Regions from separate parts of the Homo sapiens genome. Here region 1 is linked to region 2. A link is an interaction called in ENCODE POLR2A ChIA-PET data of the cell type or tissue named here. Cell type or tissue: GM12878. All regions are shown on one strand.

The links. ChIA-PET counts read pairs that join two places held together with the same protein. Peaks named below come from ENCODE experiments on the same cell type or tissue, not always from the same donor. Only the 100,000 strongest peaks of a DNase experiment are listed, where the experiment ranks them.
Region 1: POLR2A ChIA-PET joins it to region 2 with 6 read pairs; 3 of 35 experiments call an interaction of 5 or more read pairs at or near these places.

Annotation. Positions count from the first base shown.
Region 1 is chr2:47,390,442-47,398,441 of GRCh38, reverse strand. No RefSeq gene overlaps it. Among named protein-coding and RNA genes, the nearest start is that of MSH2, 8.7 kb to the left of the region's middle. In GM12878, no CTCF peak of the experiment used is centred here; no DNase peak of the experiment used is centred here.
Region 2 is chr2:46,973,406-46,981,405 of GRCh38, reverse strand. TTC7A (tetratricopeptide repeat domain 7A) reads right to left here. Exons shown (of 20, transcript NM_020458.4): 4 at 6,303-6,433; 5 at 2,499-2,614. Among named protein-coding and RNA genes, the nearest start is that of TTC7A, 36 kb to the right of the region's middle. RefSeq lists an enhancer at 6,041-7,240. In GM12878, no CTCF peak of the experiment used is centred here; a DNase peak (open chromatin) is centred at 3,300; H3K27ac peaks cover 3,760 bases.

The DNA.
Region 1 (8,000 bases), 420 kb before region 2:
ATTACAGGTGTGAGCCACTGCGCCCAGCTGAAACTGTTTTAACAGTATCCTTTGTTTCCAACCATGTGCGTGTATTAACTGTTCATGATAAATTCTTTTTTTAATTTTTTTTTTTTTTTTTTTGAGACAGGGTCTAACTGTCGCCCAGGCTGGATTGCAGTGGTATGATCAGAGCTCACTGAAGCCTCCACTTCCCCAGGCTCAGGTGACTCTTTTACCTCAGCCTCCCAAGTAATTGCATCTACAGGTGCAGGCCACCACGCCCCACTAATTTTTATATTTTTAGAAGAGACAGGGTTTCACCATGTTAAGACTGGTCTGGAACTCCTGGGCTCAAGCAATCCACCTGCCCAGGCCCTTCCAAAGTGGGATTACAGGAGTGAGCCACTGAGCCTGGCTGATAAATTCTTATTCAAAGTAGATCAGGCCAGGGCCGGGCACAGTGGCTCACCCCTGTAATCCAAGCACTTTAGGAGGCCAAGGCAGGTGGATCATTTGAGGTCATGAGTTCAAGACCAGCCTGGCCAACATGGTGAAACCTCATTTCTAAGGAAATTACAAAAATTAGGCTGGGTGCGGTGGCTCAGGCCTGTAATCCCAGCACTTTGGGAGGCCGAGGTGGGTGGATCACGAGGTTAGGAGTTCAAGACCAGTCTGGCCAAGATGGTGAAACCCTATCTCTACTAAAAATACAAAAATTAGCCAGATGCAGTGGCAGGCGCCTGTAATCCCATCTACTGGGGAGGCTGAGGCAGGAGAATCGCTTTAAACCCAGGTGGCAGAGGTTGCAGTGAGCCAAGATTGCTCCACTGCACTCCAGCCTGGACAACAGAGTGAGATTTGGTCTCAAAAAAAAAATTAGTTGGTGTGGTGATGCATGCCTGTAATCCCAACTACTTGGGAGGCTGAGGCAGGAGAATCACTTGAACCCAGGAGGCAGAGGTTGCAGTGAGCTGAGAACAGAGTGAGACTCCATCTCAAAAATAAATAAATAAATAATTTTTTCTTTTTTATTTTTTTTGAGACAGAGTTTTGCTGTTGTTGTCCAGGCTGGAGTGCAATGGCGTGATCTCGGCTCACTGCAACCTCTGCCCCTGGGGTTCAAGCAATTCTCCTGCCTCAGCCTCCCGAGTACCTGGGATTAGAGGCATGCACCACCACGCCGGCTTTTTTTTCTCGAGACAGAGTTTCGCTCCTATCACTCAGGCTGGAGTGGAATGGCGTGATCTCCAGTCACTGCAATCTCCACCTCCTGGGTTCAAGCGATTCTCCAGCCTCAGCCTCCCGAGTAGCTGGGAGTACAGGCGCCCGCCACCACACCTGGCTAATTTTTGTATTTTCAGTAGAGACGGGGTTTCACCATGTTGGCCAGGCTGGTATCAAATTCCTGACCTCAGGTGATCCACCCGCCTCGGCCTCCCAGGGAGCTGGGATTACAGGCATGAGCCACTGTGCCTGGCCAATAAATAAATATTAAAAAAAAAAAAAGTATATCAAACAGTTGTGATACCGGGGGACTAGGGGAGGTCCCACGATTCCAGTGGGACTTTGACCCCAGCCAGTGTCCAGGCTCTTGACACCAAATGAGAAGGAATTCAGGGACGAATTGGAAAATAGTGAAAGTACAGAGATTTATTGCAAATCGAGAAGTACGCACTCAAGAAAGGGGAGTGTGAGCATACTCAAGAATGTCATGCTATGGGGTTTGAGGTTTCTATCCTTATGGGTTTTTGTTTTTCTGTTTTGTTTGTTTGTTTTGAGACAGGGTCTCTTTCTGTTGCCTAGGCTGGATTGCAGTGGAGCGATCACGGCTCAATGCAGCCTCGACCGCCAGGGATCAAGCGATCCACCCACCTTGGCCTCCCAAAGTACTGGGATTATAGACATGAACCACTGCATCTGGCCTCTTTATTTATGGGTTTTGTTTTTTGTTTTTTGTTTTTTTTTTACCAGGGAGTGGAATATTCATGAAGATTTCTGGAAAAAGGTGAAGATTTCTTGAACTGTGGTGCCACCCATTTTTACACCAAATACAGGTGTTCTCGGAACTGTCATGGTGCCGAGGGGGTGTGACTGAATATGTTAATGAGCAAACAATGAGGTTCCAGGTGAAACCTAGGTCAAATCCAGTGCCATGTTACATCCAGTGGGACCTGGCCAGCTTGGCCCACATCCTGGTTCTCAGGGTCTAATCAGCCTCTAGCTTATGCAGCTATTTCAACAGTTTCCTTTTTACTAGTCATATGAAATGCCTGTCTGGAATTTTCTTTTTTCTTTTTTGTTTTTGAGACAGAGTCTTGCCCTGTTGCCCAGGCTGGAGTACAGGGGTGCAATCTCAGCTCACTGCAACCTACGCCTCCCGGTTTCAAGCAATTCTCCTGCCTCAGCCTCCCTAGTAGCTGGGATTATAGGTGTGCACCACCGCGCCCGACTAATCTTTGTATTTTCAGTAGAGACAGGGTTTCACCCTGTTGGCCAGGCTGATCTCGAACTCCTGACCTCAGGTGATCTGCCTGCCTCAGCTTCCAAAGAGCCAGGATTACAGGTGTGAGCTACCATGCCCGGCCTCCTGCCTGGAGTTTTCTATTCTCCCACAACAACCCTGTATTATTCATGTCTCAGTTGTCTTACAGATATTTTATATACTTTCCACTCCCACATGGTAATCTGAATTTCTGAAAATAACTAAGAGGAATTTTGCAAAAATATAACTGGAAGACATAGCATGATTGATAGAATCCAGTAAAATTATCACCCCAACATGGCTGGGTTTTTTTTTGTTTTGTTTTGTTTTGTTTTTGAGACGGAGTCTCACTCTGTCACCCAGGCTGGAGTGCAGTGGCTCAATCTCAGTCCACTGCAACCTCCACCTCCCAGGTTCAAGCTATCCTCCTGCCTCAGCCTCCCAAGTAGCTGGGACTACAGGCTCGCACCACCATGCCTGGCTTATTTTTATATTTTTTTAGTAGAGATGGGGTTTTGCCATGTTGGCCAGGCTGGTCTTGAAATCCTGACCGCAGGTGATCTGCCCGCCTCAGCCTCCCAAAGTGCTGGGATTACAGGCATCAGGCATACGCAACCCCACTTGGCCTAAATAATCTTGTGTGTGTGTGTGGGTTTTTTTTTTTTTTAGACAAGAGTTTCGCTCTTGTTGCCCAAGCTGGAGTGCAATGGTGCAATCTTGGCCCACTACAACCTCCAGCTCCCAGGTTCAAGCTATTCTCCTGCCTCAGCCTCCCGAGTAGCTGGGATTACAGGAGGGTGCCACCACATCCGGCTAATTTTTTGTATTTTTAGTAGAAATGGGGTTTCACCATGTTAGCCAGAAGTTCAAAACCAGCTGGCCAACATGGTGAAACCCTATCTCTGCTAAAAATACAAAAATTAGCCTGGCGTGGTGGTGCTCACCTGTAGTCCCAGCTACTCAGGAGGCTGAGGCAGGAGAATTGCTTGAACCCAGGAGGCGGAGGTTGCAGTGAGCCGGGATTGCGCCACTGCACTCCAGCCTGGGTGACAGCGCAAGACTCTGTCTCAAAAACAAAAACAAAAAACAAAAAACAAAACCCAGCTTTATGGAGATATAATTCACATACCATACAATCCACCCACTTAAAGTGTACAATTCAATAGCTTTTAGTATATTAACAGGGTTGCATGATCATCACTGCAATCTAATTTTAGAAGTTTGTCACTCCAGAAAGAAACCTCATACTCATTAGCAGTCACTCTTCATATCCTCCTCCCCAGCCCTTGACAACCGCTAATCTACTTTCTGTCTCTATAGATTTGCCTCTTCTGGACATTTCATATAAATGGAATCATACAATATAGGGCCTTTATTGACTGGCTTTTTTCATTTAGCATATTTTTAACATTCATCCATGTTGTAGCATGTATCAGTACTTCACATCGTTTTATTACTAAATATTTCACTGTATGGCTATATTATATTTTATTTATCTCTTCATCAGTTGATAGGCATTTGGGTTATTTCCACTCTTTGGCCATTATGAATAATGCTGCTGTGAACATTTGTGTACAAGTTTGTATGTGGACATGTTTTTATTGCCCTTAGATGTATAACTTGAAGTGGAATTGCTGGCTCATAGTTTTAACTTTTTTTTTTTTTTAGACGTAGTTTCACTCTTGTTGCCCAGGCTGGAGTGCAATGGCGAGATCTCGGCTCACCGCAACTTCCACCTCCCGGGTTCAAGCGATTCTCCTGCCTCAGCCTTCTGAGTAGCTGGGATTACAGGCATGTGCCACCACGCCCAGCTAATTTTGTATTTTTAGTAGAATGGAGTTTCTCCATGTTGGTCAGGCTGGTCTGGAACTTCCCGACCTCAGGTGATCCGCCTGCCTCAGCCTCCCAAAGTGCTGGGATTACAGGCGTGAGCCACCAGGCCCAGCCTTTTAACATATGTTTAACTGTAATACTTATGTTAAACTACAACCCATATGATTATGTTTAACATTTTGAGTAACTGCCAAAATATTTTCCAAAACAACTGCAACATTTTACTTTCTCATCAGCAATGTGTGAGGGTTCCAACTTCTCCAAAGTTTCACCAATGCTTGTTATTATATTGTGTTCTTGATTATTACTATCCTAGTGTGTGGAAAATGGTATCTTGCTGTGTTTTGATTTGCATTTCCCGAATGACTAGTAATGTGGAGTATCTTTTTATGTTCTCTGTATTTTCTTGGAGAAATCATTTCCATTTATTCTGCCCTCCCCCCGCACCAGCTGGTGTTGAAACTGATTTATTTACTTATTTATTTATTTATCGGAGAAATTTTGTTTTGTTTTGTTTTTGAGACTGAGTCTTGCTCTGTCATGTAGGCTGGAGTGCAGCGGCACAATCTCGGCTCACTGCAACCTCTGCCTTCCGGGTTCCAGCGATTCTCCTACCTCAGCCTCCTGAGTAGTTAGGATTACAGGCGTGTACCACCACGCCCAGCTAATTTTTGTATTTTAGTAGAGACGGGGTTTCACCATGTTGGCCAGGCTGGTCTCAAACCCCTGACCTCAAGTGATCCACCTGCCTTGGCCTCCCAAAGTGTTGGGATTACAGGCGTGAGCCACTGCACCCAGCCAAGAAATTATTTTCAAAATTTATACTTGATAATAGACTTGTGTATCCAGAACATATATATCTTACATCTTAATAATACGGAGATAAAGAACTCAATTTAAAAATGGACAAAGCGGCTGGGCACAGTGGCTCACCCCTGTAATCCCAGCACTTTGGGAGTCCGAGGCGGGCAGATCACTGGAGGTCAGGCATTTGAGACCAGCCTGACCAGCATGGTAAAAACCCCATCTCTACTAAAAAAACACAAAAAATTAGCCAGCTGTGGTGGTGGGTGCCTGTAATCCCAGCTACTTGGGAGACTGAGGCAGGAGAATGGCTTGAACCCGGGAGGAGGAGAATGCAATGAGCCAAGATCGCGCCACTGCACTCCAGCCTGGACAGAGCGAGACCCTGTCTCTAAATAAATAAAATAAAAAGTAAAAATAGACAAAGGATCTGAATTTTTTTTTTTTTTTTTTGAGATACAGTTTCGCTCTTGTTGCCCAGGCTGGAGTGCAATGGGCAATCTCAGCTCACAGCAACCTCTGCCTTCTGGGTTCAAGCAATTCTTCTGCCTGAGCCTCCTGAGTAGCTGAGATTACAGGCATGTGCCACCACGTTCTGCTAATTTTGTATTTTTAGTAGAGACGGGGTTTCTCCATGTTGGTCAGGCTAGTCTCGAACTCCCAACCTCAGGTGATCCACCCACCTCGGCCTCCCAAAGTGCTGGGATTACAGGCATGAGCCACCGCGCCCAGCCATTAAGTCATTTTTTGAGAAAGCTCTTTGGTTGGTTGACGTGGGGAACGGAAACTCTATATAGGTTGAACAGTTCATTCTGAAAGCAGAATGGGCTAGTTCCCTTCTAAAGTTTGATAAGAAAGGGGCCGGGCATAGTGGCTCATGCCTGTAATCCCAGCTCTTTGGGAGGCCGAGGTGGGTGGATCATCTGAGGTCAGAAGTTCAAGACCAGCCTGGCCAACATGGCAAAACCCCATCTCTACTAAAATACAAAAAAAATGGCCAGACTTGGTGGTGGGTTCCTGTAGTCCCAGTTACTTGGGAGGCTGAGTTAGGAGGGTGGCTTAAGCCTGGGACGCAGAGTGATACAGAATGGCTGGGCTACTGGCCAAACCCCACCCCTAAGGCCTGGAACCATGGCCCTAAGTGAAAACAGCTGACCCCATTTTTCTGCCCAATGTTACCTTTTTGGCCTGCCATGCCCCTATCCTGTGCCCATAATGACTTCAGCTGGCAGAGCAACATAAGCGCCTGGGCAGCGAGCAGAGAAGCTACTGAGTGTCAGAGACTGCAGACGCAGCTAACTTCGGAGGGTACCTCCTGCACCATCCCCATTCTAGCTGCCATCCCACTGAGGGCCATTTCCATCACCCAGTAAAATCCTCCACATACACTACCCCTTCAATCCATTCATTTGTCCTGATTCTTCCTGGATGCCAGACAAGAACCCGGGTGCCAAGAGGGCAGGGGCTTGGATGCTGCTGCCAGGGCTGTACAGAGCCTGCTCCTGCCAGAGAGGACCGACCAACCAGTTCCAGCATTCGCTCACTCTGGTTCCCACACTGCTTGCTCACACATTTCCTCTTCCAAAAAGTGGCCAGCAGTGGGCTGAAAGGAGCCACTCCAGTTCCTGCCCACGAAGGGGGTCAAGGTCAAGGGAATTATCCCATCTCAGGAGGTTGCCATAAGCCAAGATTGCGCCACTGCACTCCAGCCTGGGCGACAGGCTGAGACCCCATTTCAAAAATAAATAAAAAATAAAGTTTGATAAGAAGGAAAAAGAGATGGCAATGGTAGCTTGTTAGAGGGCTAAGATCAGTGGGAATTTTTATTTTTATTTTTTTAGAGATGGTGCATCTTGTCATGTTGCTCAGGTGGTCTAGAACTCCTGGCCTCAAGCAGTCCTCTCACCTCAGCCTCCCAAAGTGCTAGGATTACAGACTTGAGCTGCCACACCCCGCCTTCAGTGGGAATTTTTTTTCTTTGAGACGGAGTCTTGCTCTGTCGCCCAGGCTGGAGTGTGATGGCGTGATCTTGGCTCATCGCAACTTCCACCTCCCAGGTTCAAGCAATTCTCCTGCCTCTGCCTCCTGAGTAGCTGGGATTACAGGCATGCACCACCATGCCCAGCTAATTTTTTGTATTTTTAGTAGAGACGGGGTTTCTCCATGTTGGTCAGGCTGGTCTCAAACTCCTGACCTCAGGTGATCCGCTGGCCTCGGCCTCCAAAGTGCTGGGACTACAGGCGTGAGCCATAGCACCCAGCCTTCAGTGGGAATTTTTAATGAGGGAGGGGGAACATGTCTTAGGATGATAGGAAAGAATTGGGAAAGTGTATCTACCAAAAGTGCTGTGAGTGTTGATAGTAGAAAAAGATGAGGTTAAAGTGGTGAAAGGATTTGTAAAAGAAGATCTTCTGCTAGGCCTTGACTAAGCAGAGGGTTTCCCAAGCCTAAGAAAGAACATAAGCAAAGGCAGGATAGAACCCAAGTCAAGGTATAAAAGGACAGAGGGGCCAGGCACAGTGGCTCACGCCTGTAATCCTAACACTTCAGTATTGCATCCTCCAAGGTAGGAGGATGGTTTGTGTCCAGGAGTTCGAGACTCCTGGGCAACACAGTGAGACCCTGTCTCTACAAAAAAATTATAAAATTATTTCAGCCTGGCCAACATGGTGAAACCCTATCTCTACTAAAAATACAACAAATTAGCTGGGTGTGGTGGAGGGCGCCTGTAATCCCAGCTACTCAGGAGGCTGAGGCTCAAGAATCGCTTGAACCCAGAAGGCAGAGGTTGCAGCGAGCCAAGATTGCACCACTGCACTCCAGCCTGGGCTACAGAGCAAGACTCTGACTCAAAAAAAAAAAAAAAAAAATTTAAAAAATTAGCCAGGCGTGGTGGTGC
Region 2 (8,000 bases):
GCCCCACATAGCTCTGAGCTCACCTCCTCCTCGACCCCCACATCGAGCAACTTTGTGGGGAAGGGAGATAAGCAGGAAGGAAAGAGGCTCACAGCCAAGCCTGGGTGGAAAGAGCAAGCTACAAGCAGTGTGTCCTCTAGGATACTATTTTGTTGTGGTTGTTAAAAAAAAAAAATACATCTGTGTATCTACACATAGAAAAACACGAAAGATGTATCAAAATGTTTAAAGTAATTATTTAAAGTGGCGGGGGGGATCAGCAAATTTTTTCTGTCAAGGGCCAGAGAGGGGCTGAAGGTTGAGCTGATCACCAGTGGCCAATGATATAATACATCATGCCTACGTAATGGAGCAGCCATAAAAACCCAAAAGCATGGGCTTGGAGAGCTTCCAGGTTGCTGGACACGTGGCAGTGGTGCACCCAGAGGGGCCCTGGACGCTCCGCATGCCTTCCGCATACCTAGCCCTATGCGCCTCTTCCACCTGGCTAGGCTGTACCATTTTACGTGGTACTGCACACCAGTCATCTAGCAAGTAAACTGCTCTCCTGGGTTCCATGAGCTGCTCTGGCAACTTATGGATCTGAGAAGAGGTTGTGGGAACCTGATTTGTAGCCAGTTGAGACAGAAGTTGTTGGTAACCTGGGAACCTGCTATTTGTGACTGGTATCTGCTATGGAAGGCAGTCTTTCATGGGACTGAGCCTCTGTGCCCCTCCCAGACTCCTTCCATTTCCCCTGCCCCAGCCAGGGCCCAGATCAAGCCTGACGGTTAGCATCAGAGGTGAATTTAATTGTTGGAAACCCAGCTGGTGTCAGAGAACTGGTTGTGAGTCGCGGAAAAAACCCCACATTTGGTCACAGAAATGACCTGTGTTGTATTGAGTATAAAGTAGGGCCAGGCACAGTGGCTCACGCCTGTAATCCCAGCACTTTAGAAGGCTGAAGCGGGAGGATCACTTGAGTCCAAGAGTTTGAGACCAGCCTGGGCAACAAAATGCAACTCCCTCTCTACAAAAAATTAGCCAGGTGTGATGGTGCATGCCTGTTGTCCCAGCTACTCAGGAGGCTGAGGTGGGAGGATCACCTGAGCCCAGAACGCAGGAGGTACAGTGAGCCATGATCACACCATTGCACTCCAGCCTGGATGTCAGAGTAAGATCTGTCTTTAAAAAAAAAAAAAAAAAAAAAGAGAGAGAGTATAGGGTAGAAGAAAACAGTAAGTTTGCTTTATCCTACTAAACAAGTACCATATGCAACAATCATGTATTCAAAAGCATGTAATGAAAAGAATGCATAAAGTGAAATGTAACAAAATAAATCACACTAAAAATGGCACACAGGCCTCAGAGAACTCCAGGCAGTCAGTGACAAGAAAGCTGTGTGACCCTGACCTTGGTTTCCTTGTGTGTGAGGAGGTGGTCACACCTACTGGGCCTGACCCATGGCCATGGAAGGCTGAGTGAGGCAGGGCGTGACTACGCACGGGGGACGGCTGCGCTTGGCACCTATGGGTCTGCTCCTCTCGTCAGTGATGTCCTCCAGCCCCAGCCCACTGTGTCTGTCTAAGGTTGTAATGACGCAGAGGAAGGGGCCCAAAGCCTCTGCTGCAGAGACAGGCAGGAAACCTCAGCTCCCGCCTGGGAGTCCCCAGACTGGTGGAGATGTTGCCAGCAGACCGGACCAGTTGCGGAATAGCCATGAAGCGACACTTGCTGCCAATACGCACTCCTCATCTTGAATCTTCTCCTTCCCCTGCCACCACCCAACACACCCCATGAAACAACCACTCCCGGCCTAACACCAGCCACCCCCTCGACTATTCAACAAGGCAGGTCTTGCTTCACCCAGGAGCAAAAGCCTACGGAAGGCATTCCAGGCACTATGGTTCTTAGGTCTCAGATAGGCCAGTATTCCAGGGACCTCAAGACAACCCACAGGAAAACAAGCACTTCTGCTGCTTCGTCAGCAGGGACAGCCACAGCCCCAGCGTGACGCCAGAACTTCACTTCTACCATACTTTCCCTCGTCCTTCACCACTCCTTAAAAGCCGGAATGAACAGGAATCTGCCTTCCCATTGGGTTTTTGGGGAACGTGAGGCTCAGAGGAACCAAATAACTTCATTCACACTGCAGACAACAGTAGACAAAACCAGACCCACTGGCCAGCTCACTGTCCTTTGCTTTTTCAACATCACCTCCCAGATGCCCTCCACCCTCCCCTCTTGAAATGCCCACTCCTGTTTCTCTTCTTGGCAGTCTCCCCCAAGCACACACAGGCTTTATTGCTTCTGTGGCTTCCTGAAGCGTGGCCCTTCCCACTAAGAACGTCTCTGCACACTCCTGTCTGACAAGATGTGACACAAGCCAGTTCCCACCAATCCTCTTGGAAGAGCACGTATGCACAGGCCAGAGAAGAGGGAGAGCAGCCTTAAGGCCACGTCAAAAGCCTCAGCCCAGGGGAATCGTTCTCCCACTCACTCAACTACCAGTGACCTACCCCTTCTTCAGGTTTTTCACATAGGCGCTCTGGAGGGCAGCTTCCAGGAAGTAGGTGAGCTCATAGTCAAGCGGGTGACAGCCTTTCAGATGCCTCGACGTGCTGTTATTTGTGGTCTGGGAAGGGAAACAGAGAGAGAGCCATTGTCTCAAAGTTCTGAGGCAGAGGGTCACTCAGCAAGAGGAGGTGGCCTCATCACCATCCCAGTCCCAGTTGTTCAGGGGCACATTGTTGCATTCTCAGACCAGGCTTGATCTAACTCGCTTTAACTCAAAATATGTCTAAAGCATTCTCTCCCCATCCAACCGTTAGATGCCCACAAGCCCTCTGTCTTTTTTTTTTTTTAAGAAACAGGGTCTTACTATGTTGCCCAGGCTGATCTCAAACTCCTGGGCTTAAGCAATCCTCCCACCTCAGCCTCCCAAAGTGGTGGGATTACAGGCATGAACCACTGCACTAAGCCCCTAACATTCATTCAACAATCACAGAGCTTTAAATTCATTAGCTCATTTAGTCCTTAGAGCAGCTCTATTAGGTAGGAACTGTCATCATTTCTATTTCACCGGTGAGAACAGAGAGGGTCTCTTCCTGCCCCAAGGCCACTAACGTGGCAGGTGGTGGCGGAGCCAGGCAGTCAGGTTCCCCTCTCCACTCTTACCCTCTACTGCAGGAGGACTTCTCTGTCTGTCCAGAACCATGCTGAGCACTCACTCTTCAACCAGACAGCACTCACTGCCTGAGCACATGGTAGAGAGACCGCTTCACGCAGCACTGCTTCCCTGTTCTGTGTATGCAAACCTCAGCTCCCACCAGACTTCACTCCCACAGGACAGGAGCTGTGTCTCCTGAGTCTCACTACTGTCCATGCCCCACCTCCAGTTAAGGAAAGAGAAGGGGAAATGAAACTCTTAGAAAATTGCCACCCAAGCCCAAATCTTACTTATGCCTCACAACGGTCCTACAGGGCTGGTTTTGTTTGCATTTTATAGATGAGGAAACTGAGGCTCAGAAAATGTCTAAGGTCAAAAGTGTCAATTACAGATGTGGTGGCTCACGTTTATAATCCTAGCACTTTGGGAGGCCGAGGCAAGAGAATCGCTTGAGGCCAGGAGTTCCAGACCAGCCTGGGCAAAAGAGTGAGGCTCTGTCCCAATCAATCCATCAATAATAATTTAATGCCTAAGATCACAAAGCTGGTGTCAGTCCGGACCTCAAACTCAAGCCTAGCCAGGTATGGATTCCAAGCTATTTCTACTATGTATCAGTTAATTCATTCCACAAACATCTAAGTGCCTGCTATATGCCAGGCACCGTACTGTCCCTCTCAAACAAGCATGGAACGTCAGAACATCCAGAGAATTGAGAGCCCTCTGGTTCCAGGAAAAGCTGAGGAACAATTACCTCATTAACTGAGCTGTTGCTTAAAAGCCTCAGCTCTAACAGGGTCCTCCTGCCCAACCAGACAGGCTTGCCTTCTGTATACCATTTCCTTTGTCTAATCTGAGGGGAAAAAAAATCAATGAGGCATCCACCTCCTCTTTCAGAATCCAGAGGAGATTTAAGAGAAGGTCTTAGTTCCTCAGAGGTCAGGACTGGGTCTCAGGAGGGACACACAGTATTTCTGAGGATGCACAAGATTCTGTGGCCTGCCCTCCCTCAACTTAGATAACAACTATAGGGTCCCATTTGTCTGCCCACTGCTACCAGGCACTGATTCCAGCCCTGGACATCATCATCAGACCTTTGACAGGGACAGTACAGTGCCTGGCATTATAGCTCATCGCCTTAATCCCCTTTTGAAAGTCCAAAGCCTAGGCTTCCAGCTGAGCAGCAGACTTTATCTTTTCCATGAAAGTTTCCTCCCAACCACATGCAATGCAAATATGAAAAGCTCCTAAAACACTACTACTGTCTAGCAGTGACCCATTCCCCCTTGGTGGAGGTCAACTCAACCATGCTGAGCCTTTAAGTGGCCTCTGCCAAAGAATGGGCACTCAAGTCCTATATTTGCTGAGCCCATCGGTCATTTCTCCTTTCCTCCTAAAGTCCAATCAAGCAGACATCTTCTAGAGCAGTGGCTGTCAGCAGGGGGGTGACTTTGCCCTCAGGGGACAGTTGCCAGTAACTGAAGACATTTTTGGTTGTCACAACAAGGGGGATAGTGCTACTGGCATAGTGGGGAGAGTCTAGGCATGCTGCTGAACATCCTATAATATACACGGCAGCCCCCCGCCCTCACCAACAACAAAGAATTCTCCAGCCCCAAATGTCAACAGCATTGAGGTTGAGAATCCTGCTCTAGGGGAAATGACCTGGCCTGGGGTGGACTCTTCCAAAATGGCCCATCACAAAAACGGGTACTGGACTGACATTTTGGCATCTGCCAAGGAAGGCGAGGTGCAAGTGTCTCCTGGGCTCTTAGTCTCTCGGCCCATGACCACCTCCTCCTTCAGGGCACCAATCCTAATCTATGCTGCTCTAGAACCTTCCATCTAACATGTTAAATTATCTTTTCCACAGAATACCTGAGCATCATCCCCAATATCTTCCCCACGAGCATTCACAGCCACACTCCCTGGGTTCAAATCCTGCCAATAGCACTTATTAATGAGGTAAACTCTGGGAAGCTAACTCTTCTTCAAATTTGTTTTCTTACTTGTAAAATGGGAATGACAACAGGACCGATTTCATCCAGTCAGTGTGAGGGTTAAATTATAGAATGAATGTAAAGTGCTTGGAGCTGTGTCTGACACAAAAGCAGGCACTCAAGAAGGGCTAGCAGGATCTCTGTTGAATATAGTTGCCTGTCCCCTTAGCATTGAACCAAGGGCCCCTCATGGCATAGTATTAAGATGCGGAGGGAAAAAGAATAAAATGGAGGCTGGGCACGGGCCTGTAATCCCAGCACTTTGGGAGGCTGAGGCAGGTGGATCACCTGAGGTCAGGAGTTCAAAACCAGCCTGGCCAACATGGTGAAACCCTGTCTCTACTAAAAATACAAAAATTAGAAGGGCACGGTGGCAGGCGCCTGTAGTCCCAGCTACTCGAAAGGCTGAGGCAGAAGAATCGCTTGAACCCAGGAGGTGGAGGTTACAGTGAGCTGAGATCGTGCCACTGAACTCCAGCCTGGGTAACAAAGCAAGCAAGACTCCATCTAAAAAATAATAATAAATAAATAAAATGCATAAAAATTAAAAATAAAAGTAAAAAAATACATAAAAATAAACCAGAGCCTCCCAGAAGGGGGAGGGCTGGGATACTTATCGCAAACGCTGCTACCACCTGTACTTGATACCCTGCAGACAGTTAACCCAGACCCACCACAGGGAGTGGGGAGGGAGGGGGATCTGAAAACTGCCAGAGCCCTGCCGACCAACTCTTTTACCAGCCTCTGAAAGGCTCGGAGAAGGAGTCCCAAGATCCTGCTTCCTCACAGGATCCAGGGAGGAGCTTCTGGGACACCGAGAGCAGGGAAGGATGTCCAACTGCAAGACCCAGGCAGACTCCACCCCTGCCAGGGAAAGAAATGGTGAGCAAATGATTCAATCTCCTAAAGCTCATCTATTAAACATCCTAGCGGATGGCATGGACTCATTTATCAAACTATTTTCCAGTAAAGAGTCTCATTCTAGTGGAATCAGTATACTATAATGAGTTTTCCAACTATGAAGTAGAGTGTCTTTGGGGGACAGAGAAGGTGACTTCTTCTAATTAGCACACAGGTGACCTATGGGTTTAGTGGGATCCATAGACATAGGTGCTCAATAGAGAGCAGCTCCTACCACGGTGTTATTTCCAGCTCACCTTCTCCAATTCCTGCAGGAACACCTGAGCGATCCAGGAGGCCCTCTCAAAACAGGTGATCACTTCCTCCTCCCTCTCTGTCAGGCGGAAGCGGGAGGCGATGGAGTTGGGTAGGCGTTCCAGAGAGAGGCCTGCGGGAGGAAGAGGGTGCCTCAGACCTGTCCTGCTCGGGCCCCCTGACTCCAGGCCCTCCCCATGGGCCGAAGGTGGGCTCATCCGAGGGGGCAGACACTCTGGTGCAGCCAGGAGGAGGCGGAGGTCTGCGGAGGGGAGGGAGGAAGCTGAAGCGACGGTGGTGTTAGCAGTGGCTGGGAGTAAGCGATGGGACAGCACGTGGGGAATCACAGTGCATCACCCCAGCCCAACTACCCGGGGAAGCCACTCCTGACCCCTCCTCTGTAACGCAGTATCCCCATTTTTCTAAGCGAAAGAGAATGAGGTTTTTTAAAAAAATTTATTTTTTTCTTTCCTCTTTCCTCCTTTTCCCTAGTTCCCCATTTCCTACTTAGCTCTTTAGAAATGCAATAACCTTTACCTTCCCTTCACCAGACACTCCCTACACAGCAAGCTTATCCATGTGCTGACTTAGAAGCTCCAGATCCAGAACTTTCCCACCAGGAGACTGCCTCTAGAGACAACAGTCAATTTACATCCTAAAGTGTGACTGAGAGGGAACTCTCTCCCAACTGGAGAGTATCTTGAAGCAATGCTCACTTTACAACCTAGCTCTGCCCGTGACGGTGCCAGCTCGACCACCTGGTAGGTAAGGCACCAAGGCAAGTCATGCAGACCCTGCACTTGCTTGCTCCCTCCTCTGCATGGCATTCATGCCAAGTACCCCTTTAAAAGCCCCTGCTTTTTGCCCAGGAACTGAAGTGGTTATCTTTAAAGGCAGGAGCCTGTACCTTTTCCCCTAAGCTAAGCTTTGGAATAAAGTCACTTTCTTTATTCCAGACCTCGCTCTTGTTAATTGGACTCTGCAAGTGGCGAGTGACTGAACTGCATTTCAGTTACAATTTTGGTGGCCCCTATGAGGACTGCAGTACACTTTGGACGATTGAGCCTATCAGCCTGGTTTCACCACCAGGCAAGGCGGGGGCTGCCTGGGAGCACCAGCTGCTCCTGGCTACTGGACTCCAGGATAGGAATGTTAAGGGGATTTCTCAGCAGCTGCCAAAACGTTCTTGTTTTGGGGAAACCTCCCTTTCACCCCCTGGCACGACATCTGCTGCCTCCAATGCTTCACTGGTATAAAGAAAGTGACCTCTGAAGAAGCCGGCAACCTTGAAACTGGGTGAGCAAGTTGGACTGTACCCGACTTTTTTCTGTCTCTTCTGGGTATCCTGGGACTTCATTCTGTGCAGACTTGGCCGCTACTGGCACGATTTGGGCATTTTGAGCATTTACATTTGTGTCACTATAGGGACTCAGCTGCCTGTGAAGGTATCTGGAGCTGAGGCAGGGGGTTCAGAACTCCACTCAGTCCCTCGACTGGGAATTTTGTTTGGAAGCACGCCATTTGTTTGTGTGAATGTATGACTTTGTGTACAGGCTTCTTTCTTTCCTTAGCTCCCTCCAGGTGGAAACAGTTCACCTCAACCGGCAACCTGCGGCAGTGGGAGGGATCCATCCTCCGCCGCACTCGGCACTGAGGCCCTCCCTGACGGGGGATAAATGAGGGTAGCAAGGGTTTCCCTG